Linked DNA regions of Homo sapiens: all the other regions are linked to region 2. A link is a loop called in an ENCODE intact Hi-C map of the cell type or tissue named here. Cell type or tissue: heart left ventricle. All regions are shown on one strand.

What was found. Peaks named below come from ENCODE experiments on the same cell type or tissue, not always from the same donor. Only the 100,000 strongest peaks of a DNase experiment are listed, where the experiment ranks them.
Region 1: it touches region 2 in a loop (2.1-fold over the local background); 3 of 110 quality-filtered maps call a loop at or near these places.
Region 3: a loop joins it to region 2, with 2.3 times the contacts of the local background. A loop is called at or near these places in 5 of 110 quality-filtered maps.

What each region holds. Positions count from the first base shown.
Region 1 is chr3:74,733,686-74,736,185 of GRCh38, forward strand. No RefSeq gene overlaps it. Among named protein-coding and RNA genes, the nearest start is that of CNTN3, 120 kb to the left of the region's middle. In heart left ventricle, no CTCF peak of the experiment used is centred here; no DNase peak of the experiment used is centred here.
Region 2 is chr3:74,642,935-74,645,434 of GRCh38, forward strand. No RefSeq gene overlaps it. Among named protein-coding and RNA genes, the nearest start is that of CNTN3, 30 kb to the left of the region's middle. In heart left ventricle, no CTCF peak of the experiment used is centred here; a DNase peak (open chromatin) is centred at 957; H3K27ac peaks cover 1,474 bases.
Region 3 is chr3:74,691,268-74,693,767 of GRCh38, forward strand. No RefSeq gene overlaps it. Among named protein-coding and RNA genes, the nearest start is that of CNTN3, 78 kb to the left of the region's middle. In heart left ventricle, no CTCF peak of the experiment used is centred here; no DNase peak of the experiment used is centred here.

The DNA of each region.
Region 1 (2,500 bases), 91 kb after region 2:
TTTATGTTGAAGACATTTGCAATATATTTCTACCCCCTTTTTTTGATTCTCTGTAGGAACAGATGTTTCACAGCTGACACATCTTGGATAAACGACATGGGAGCTGGAATATATGTGAAATTATATCTCTAAGATAATATTTATTGTTTTACTATAGAATCAAAAATAAGTTATAAGAGAAAAAAGAATATTCATTGACAAAGAATTCTTTATTCTCTACATTTAACAATTTTGGGAAAACTCAGTGGATAAGAGTCCAGGTACACTTAGATCTGAATGAATTATTTAATAAAATTTCATAACAATATTAATAAATATCCTGACTTTCAGTTTATATACACTATTCTGGTCAAGCAAAATCCTGTTTTCACAAATTTTATAAATCTCCAAATTATTTCATGATGATGAAAATATGTTCAATAAATACATTCCCAGGAATAATTTAGATATAATAAAATAACAGCTATAATATCTGTTTTATTATGTGGCCCATGTTCACAACAGGCATGCACTTTGTTCTATGTTGCTTATTACTAACCTTATGAGATAGGTAATGAGAATATTTCTATTTTGAAAATGAGGAAGCAGAAGTTCTGAGACAGTGATTGATTAGACCAGGCTCATACGCCTAGAGAAGGAGTTAGTGATAGATTCAAATCCAGATTTATCTTACTCAATAGCTGTACTGACTAACGCTACTGTATCCCACAAGATCTGGCACAAAACACTCATTCTAGCTTTTTTGAAATGAATTTCTTATGACAGCTTATTTATACATATAACAGACATAACTATTTACCATTTGATGGGGGCAGGTTCTTTTCAGTATTTGACTATTAGAAGCAAAGCTACTATGAATATGACTGTACAAGGGTGTATGATTTTTTGTGTTAATACATATTTTCTTTTCTCTTCGATACATGCCTAGGAGTAAAAGTTCTCAGATGTATGGGAAAATGTATGTTTAACATTGTAAGAGACTGCCAAACTCTTTTCATTTCTTTTCTTTTTTTTTCCTTTTTTTTTTTTTTTTTTTGAGATGCATTTTCGCTCTTGTCGCCCAGGCTGGAGTGCAATGGCACAATCTCAGTTCACTTCAATCTCCACCTCCTGGGTTCAAGTGATTTTCCTGCCTCAGCCTCCTGAGTAGCTGGGATTACAGGTGCCCACCAACACGCCCGGCTAATTTTTTGTATTTTTAGTAGAGATGGGATTTCACTATCTTGGCTAGGCTGGTCTCAAACTCCTGATCCACCTGCCTCGGTCTCCCAAAGTGCTGGGGTTACAGGCATGAGCCACTGCACCCAGCCCTACTCTTTTCAAAGTGGATGTACCATTTTGCATTCCCACCCCAAACAACACAACAAAAGTTCCAGTTCCTTCGTGTTCTTGACACTTTAAAAAAAATTTAGCCAGTCCAGTAAGTGTGTTATAATATTCCATTGCATTTTTATTTTGAGCTTCACTAATGACTGATACTGTTGTTCATATTCTCATTTGCTCATATCCATGTGTATGTCTTTTTTGCTTTGTTGGCTCTTGACTGTATTTTTAAATTGGGTTGTTTATCTTCTTATTCATTTTTAAGTATTTTTATATTCTAGGTACAAGTCCTTTATCATATATGTTTTGCAAATATTCTCTCCCATTCAGTGGCTTCTCTTCTTTTTTTGAAGGATGTCTTTTGAAGGACAAAAGTTCTTAATTCTGATGAAATCCAATTTAGCATTTTTATCTTTCATACTTCGTGTTTAATATGTCTGATCTAAGAAAGATTTGCCTAACCCAAGTTCATAAAGATTTCCTACCATGTTTTCTTTTGGAAATTGTCTATTTTTATCTATATTTTAGTTTATGGTCCATTTCAAGTTAATATTTGCCTATCCTGTGAAGTAAGGATCAAGCTTTATTTATTTACTTATTGCTCATAGAAATGCAGTAGTTCTATTACTATTGGTCCAAGAGGCTATTTATTTTTCCCAATTGAGTTACCTTGACACTTTCATAGAAAATCAATGGGCTGTATAGCTGTGTACCTGTATCTGGGCTTTCTTTTTTTGTTCTATTGATCATGATGTCTATTCTTACTCTAATTTACTGAGTACTCCAGGTTTATTATAACGCAAGTCCTCCCACTCTGTTCTTTGTTTTCAAAATGGTTTAAACTAGGCCTTGTATACATTTCCATATCAAGTTTAGAATCAGCTTGTCAAGCTCTCCAAAAAAATCCTCCAGGAATTTTGACTGCTTTAATGTTGAATCTAGAGGTCAATTTGAAGAGAATTGACATCTTAATAATATTTAGTCTTCTGGTCCATGAACATGGTTTAATTTTCCATTTATGTAGGTGTTCTATGATTTCTCTCAGCAATATTATATAGTTTCTCTGTGTATAGCCCCTGTATATATTTTGTTAAATCTATTTCTAAGCATTCATTTTTTGAGGCATTAATAAGTAGTATTTCAAAAATATATTTTAAAATATATTTTTATATTTGGT
Region 2 (2,500 bases):
AGTGTAGAATAAATGTAAACTGTATATTTTAGCTCCATGGATAAGTGTTTCTAGTAGGTATGTAAAATATATTTGTCATAATTCCGATGTTTTGAAAATAAAATGTGATGTGAATGAGGTCATTCATTCAGCAAATTTTGACTCATCAATTAGTTGAGTAGATGACTACCCACTATGAAAAAATAGGGATTAAAACATGGTTCATACTTTTAAGAAACTGAAAATAAAAGTCACTATTTTAATCATATTTACACAGCACTCTACATTTTACAAGGTTCTTTTATACAGTGTCCTATTTAATGCTCACAAGAATCTTTTGAGGAAGATGTGGGCCTATGTGTTAAGGTTATATGTTTATTTCTATCACACCTGGTTCTGGGATGAATTTTGAAGGTTTTAAAAATGAATCCACTGTATTATTTCAAAATAGACGTAATTGAGACAATCTTGGCAAAGGGAACTCAAGGGTGAAAACATACACAAAATGCATGCTGAGGAATCTGAATTCAGGGGGAAAAATAAGCACATGCCCCTAACATCCCCTTCTGTCCCACATCCCTTGAAATTTGAGAGAGGGAGAGGTGGGGACAGAGAGAGAGAGACAGAGAGAGAGAGAGATCCATAAAAGTTTTATACATAAGTGAAACATAAGAGAACAGAAACAAACTGACAGAGCAAAGAAAGTGACAGAAAAATAAGAACAAAGAAAAATAGTGCAGAATTCACAATGGGACCTAAGGCCTGTTTTCTGAGGGTGCTTCAGGCTCAGAGTCAGTGGAGTGGGGGGCAGAAAATTGAAGGTAACTTGAGTGATTAATTGGGTCCCTACATTTACGATGGTCGAGTTAGTGATCTCTGAGCCTTCCTTAGCCTGTGCTGTTTATTCAGGGCTGGAACGAGTCAGTGGGCCTTGTGTCAGACAGCTGGCCATTCCCAGGGGAACAGGATGTTCTCTCCACAGCAGATAAGCTACTGGCACATCCAGTCCAGAGGCTTGTTGTGCTACTTTCCTCAAATGGCTGAGGCCGAGCTCCTGTAATTGTTATCAGCTTCTCAATTTGCAATGTGAGTATTCAGCAGACAAGTATTGGAAGAAAATCGACACAATGGAAGAAAAGCACTAGAACTTGGGGGTTAAATTAAGAGAGGAATCAGAAGATGCTTTAATGATCTCTGAGAGATCAAGGAGGATTAATATCCTAAGCACAAAAACAGGCTGGAAAAGCAACCTATTCAAGAACTTATAGTTCTTAAAAAAAAATCCTGTGAAATTAAAAAAAAAATACTAAATAGCAGAATGAACATAATTAAAGTGAAAATTAAAGAGCTGGAAAGGGAAGCCAAGAGATTTTCTGGAAATGCAGTGCAAAGGACAAAAGAGGTAGAAAACAAGTATGAAAAGATATGAAGGATAAGAGGACTCATCTAGAGGCTTCAATGAGATGCAGATGGCAGGAGAGAAAATGAGGGAAAAATGTTCCATTTGACAGCAGGGTGAATGAAGCAAAAAGTACCCAGTTTTTCAACATCCCAGAGAAAGTATTCTAAGGATTAAAAAAAAAAAAAAAGAGTTTAAAAGGCAAACAGTGAGTAATAGAAACGGAACAAAGCAACACGAATTACCTACAAAGAAATGAAAATTTAAAGGGCATCAAGGTTGTTTTCAGTAACAACAAATATAAGACAGCAATAAGAGAAGAATTTTCAATCCAGAATATTCTCTAAACCAAATTAAGATTCAAGCGTATGATCAAACAAAACATATTTTATCATGGAAGGAGTCAGAATTTTAATACACAGTGTTTGTCTGGAAGAATGACTCCAGGATATGTAGCGGCAAAGCAAAACAACAAAAACACATCCCCCCCCAACACCCTTCCCCCACAAAAAAAAAAAAGAAGAAGAGGAAACTAAAAGTTTGGTTATATGAATTTGCCATAGGCAAGGTCAGGGGTGGTGGCTCACGCCTCTAATCCCAGCACTTTGGGAGGACAAGGCAGGTGGTCACTTGAGGTCGGGAGTTTGGGACTAGCCTGGCCAACATGGTGAAATCCTGTCACTACTGAAAATACAAAAATGAACCGGGTGTGGTGGCCTGCGCCTATGGTCCCAACTACTCGGGAGGCTAAGCCAAGAGAATTACTTGAACCAGGGAGGTGGAGGCTGCAATGAGCCGAGATTGCATCACTGCACTCGGGCCTGAGCGACAGAACGAGACTCTGTCTCAAAAAAATAAACAAATAAAATTTAAAAAAAAAGAATTTGTCATAGGCAAAAAGAAAAAAAAGCCATAAAACTTGCTTAAAGATAAGTCTGAAAATTCATGCTGCTAAAAATTTTATATACAAGTGAACACAAATTCCAGGTCTGAGTTAGAAATAAGAGGAAAAAAACAGGGATAAACACAAATAAGAAGGAAAAAAGGGAACAGTCGTTGATATGGAAAAAATTTAAAAGTAAAAAGTGAATATCATCTTGACTAAATTCATGAATTCCCAGG
Region 3 (2,500 bases), 48 kb after region 2:
TTTTGTATCACATTATAAGTTTTGAAAACATCTTAAAATATTGCTCATCTTTACTTAAAAATTATGGTTGTTATTAGAACCACTCTTAAATCTTGCTTTTTAATATGCTATTAAAGGGGTGCATGTATTTTGCTATATCACATATATGTTCTATTTGTAGCTTAATAATTGTATTTGAAAAATCATTTGTTGCCTTGGTATTCCTGTGTGCTTTAGTTCATGCACTTAACAACATTATTCTGAGAAGTATCTTGACAAGAGAAAAAGAAAATAAATTAAAAAAACCTTTTGCTCTAAAGCAATGTTCCTTTATACACAGAAAGTAGTTTATAGTTCAAAACAATGTACATGTCATTTCTGTGTTGTCATATGATCTTTTGTCTTTAGGGAAGTAAAGAAATTGGAAATATTTATCTCCCAATTGCAAAATTATTCCTGTAGTCAATGTTTCTTTACTTGAAAACACTCTTCTCACAAACACAATTATATGCACATTTTATCTTTTAACACGTTTAGCTAAAAGGAGGACAAAATGGTTTCATATTATGTATTAAGAGTGTATTACACCCACCACTATATTAACAGAGACTTGAAAATAGCAAAATAGCACTGTATAAATCACTTGCGATATGAATTTCGAAAACCCGGATAAAACATTTAAGTGTTAAATTTTAAATAGCAGTTGTTCTCCTTTACTTCAGTAACTTTGAGCGTCTGTCACTTCAACAATACGCCATTGTTTTCTGCTACAACTAGGAGATTTTACACTTTCTACGCGTTGGAGTACCAAGCAGCATCTTAATCTTAATGTCAGCTGTGGATTTCTGCAGAAATGCAATCACTGCAGATACACCAGGTGCTGGAATGTGTCTTTAGAACTACCAACGTGATGACATTACCCACTAATGTAGCTTTCGTCAGATCAGAGTATGAATAAGAAGGATTATGTGCTTGCTGAACAAATTATGATTTTTCTCATGTGCTTCTCTGAGAACTGATTATCGCAATTCTGACTTTCAAGAGAAAAGGGTGGCATTAAAAAATATCCAAGATATTAAAAAACAAATCAAAATACAAAAGGATTTTTATTTAATACTATTGTAACATTACCCTCTCCCAACCTTCAAAAGAAAATCAATAGGGAGAAAATACATAGACATATAATAATTTCATATCCCCAGCCAGAGTTTCTAACTCCAGATCTAATGTAGTGTGTAAGAGAATAGTAATATTTTATTTATTATTAATAATTTCTACCATTCCTGCTAGATTGCTAACTCTCAAAAGTGATGATCTTTTTTCTTTTGATCCATTATTTCAATCTGAGTTGAAATGCTGAGTTCTTGCAATGCAGTATGCTTTGGAATGCTTTATTGGGGATGTGATCCGAGATGACATTGTAGGGACATGAAGAAGTGAGACATGGAAGGAAAGAAAGCCAATGAACAAGATGCACTGTGGCTCAAACCCTTTGGAAAACTCTGTAAGAGAGTGTAGGAAGCACCTTAGAAATGGGGTTAGTTATTCTCCAGCTCTCATACATCATTGGCTGAGGGTTGCTCTGGAATCATTAATGCTGCTGCACTTTTCAATTTTTGTGTATCCCATGCACAGGTCTATGGGACAAGAGAAAGCTCTCAAGTAGAGTGTCAGTCAAGGAGGCCTTCCATACCTACAGGATTGGTAAACACAAAGAGATATGGTGGGGTAGGGGGAGCCGGACTATGCCTCCTACAACAGTCATACCAGGACATGGTGAAGACAATTTCAGTATGATTCATAAGAAAAAAATTATATAAGGTTAGGAGAAAAACTTCATAGAAATTCTAAGCAAATTCATCTAAAAATAAAGAAAAATCACCTTCCAGTGCTTCTTAAACTATTTTTTTGCTGTTATTATAATCATTTGAATTTGTTCAATTGCAGTATGTATGCTCTTTTATAAAACTTCTAGGGAGAAGGTAGGTGGAAGGTATTGGTAAAGTACAGGCAACAATGAAAGGAAAAGAATAAAGCTGCAGTAGTGACAGACAGCAAAATGTGCTCAGTTTCCCATCATATTTCAGCACAGAGTCATGAAGCAAGAACCAAGGGCAGATATCTCATCGTCATGAAGAAATTTTACTGTGAAAAATCACAGTCATTTGCTTCATCAGAACTAAAATCATACACAATTTGCAGACAGACACTCACAATTTTGAAATAGTTATGACATGGAGGGGGTGGGGTAGAGAAGAAATTATTCATACCACAGCCTCCATTGGAAATGTCTCAATTAAGGATAGTTTTTCACTGTGAGGTAATTGTTTTCATTATTTTCTTCTGACTGAAAAACTCGGTGAAAACAGGCATATATGTGTTTTTTTTCTTCATCCACTAAATGTGTGGTACATAGTATTCACTCCGTGATAGTTGAAAGACTTTAATTGGGATGCATTAAGTGAAGTCATTTGGTAATTGGGTGGTTCTTTCCTTTTTTCTTTTCTTTTTTTTTTTTTTT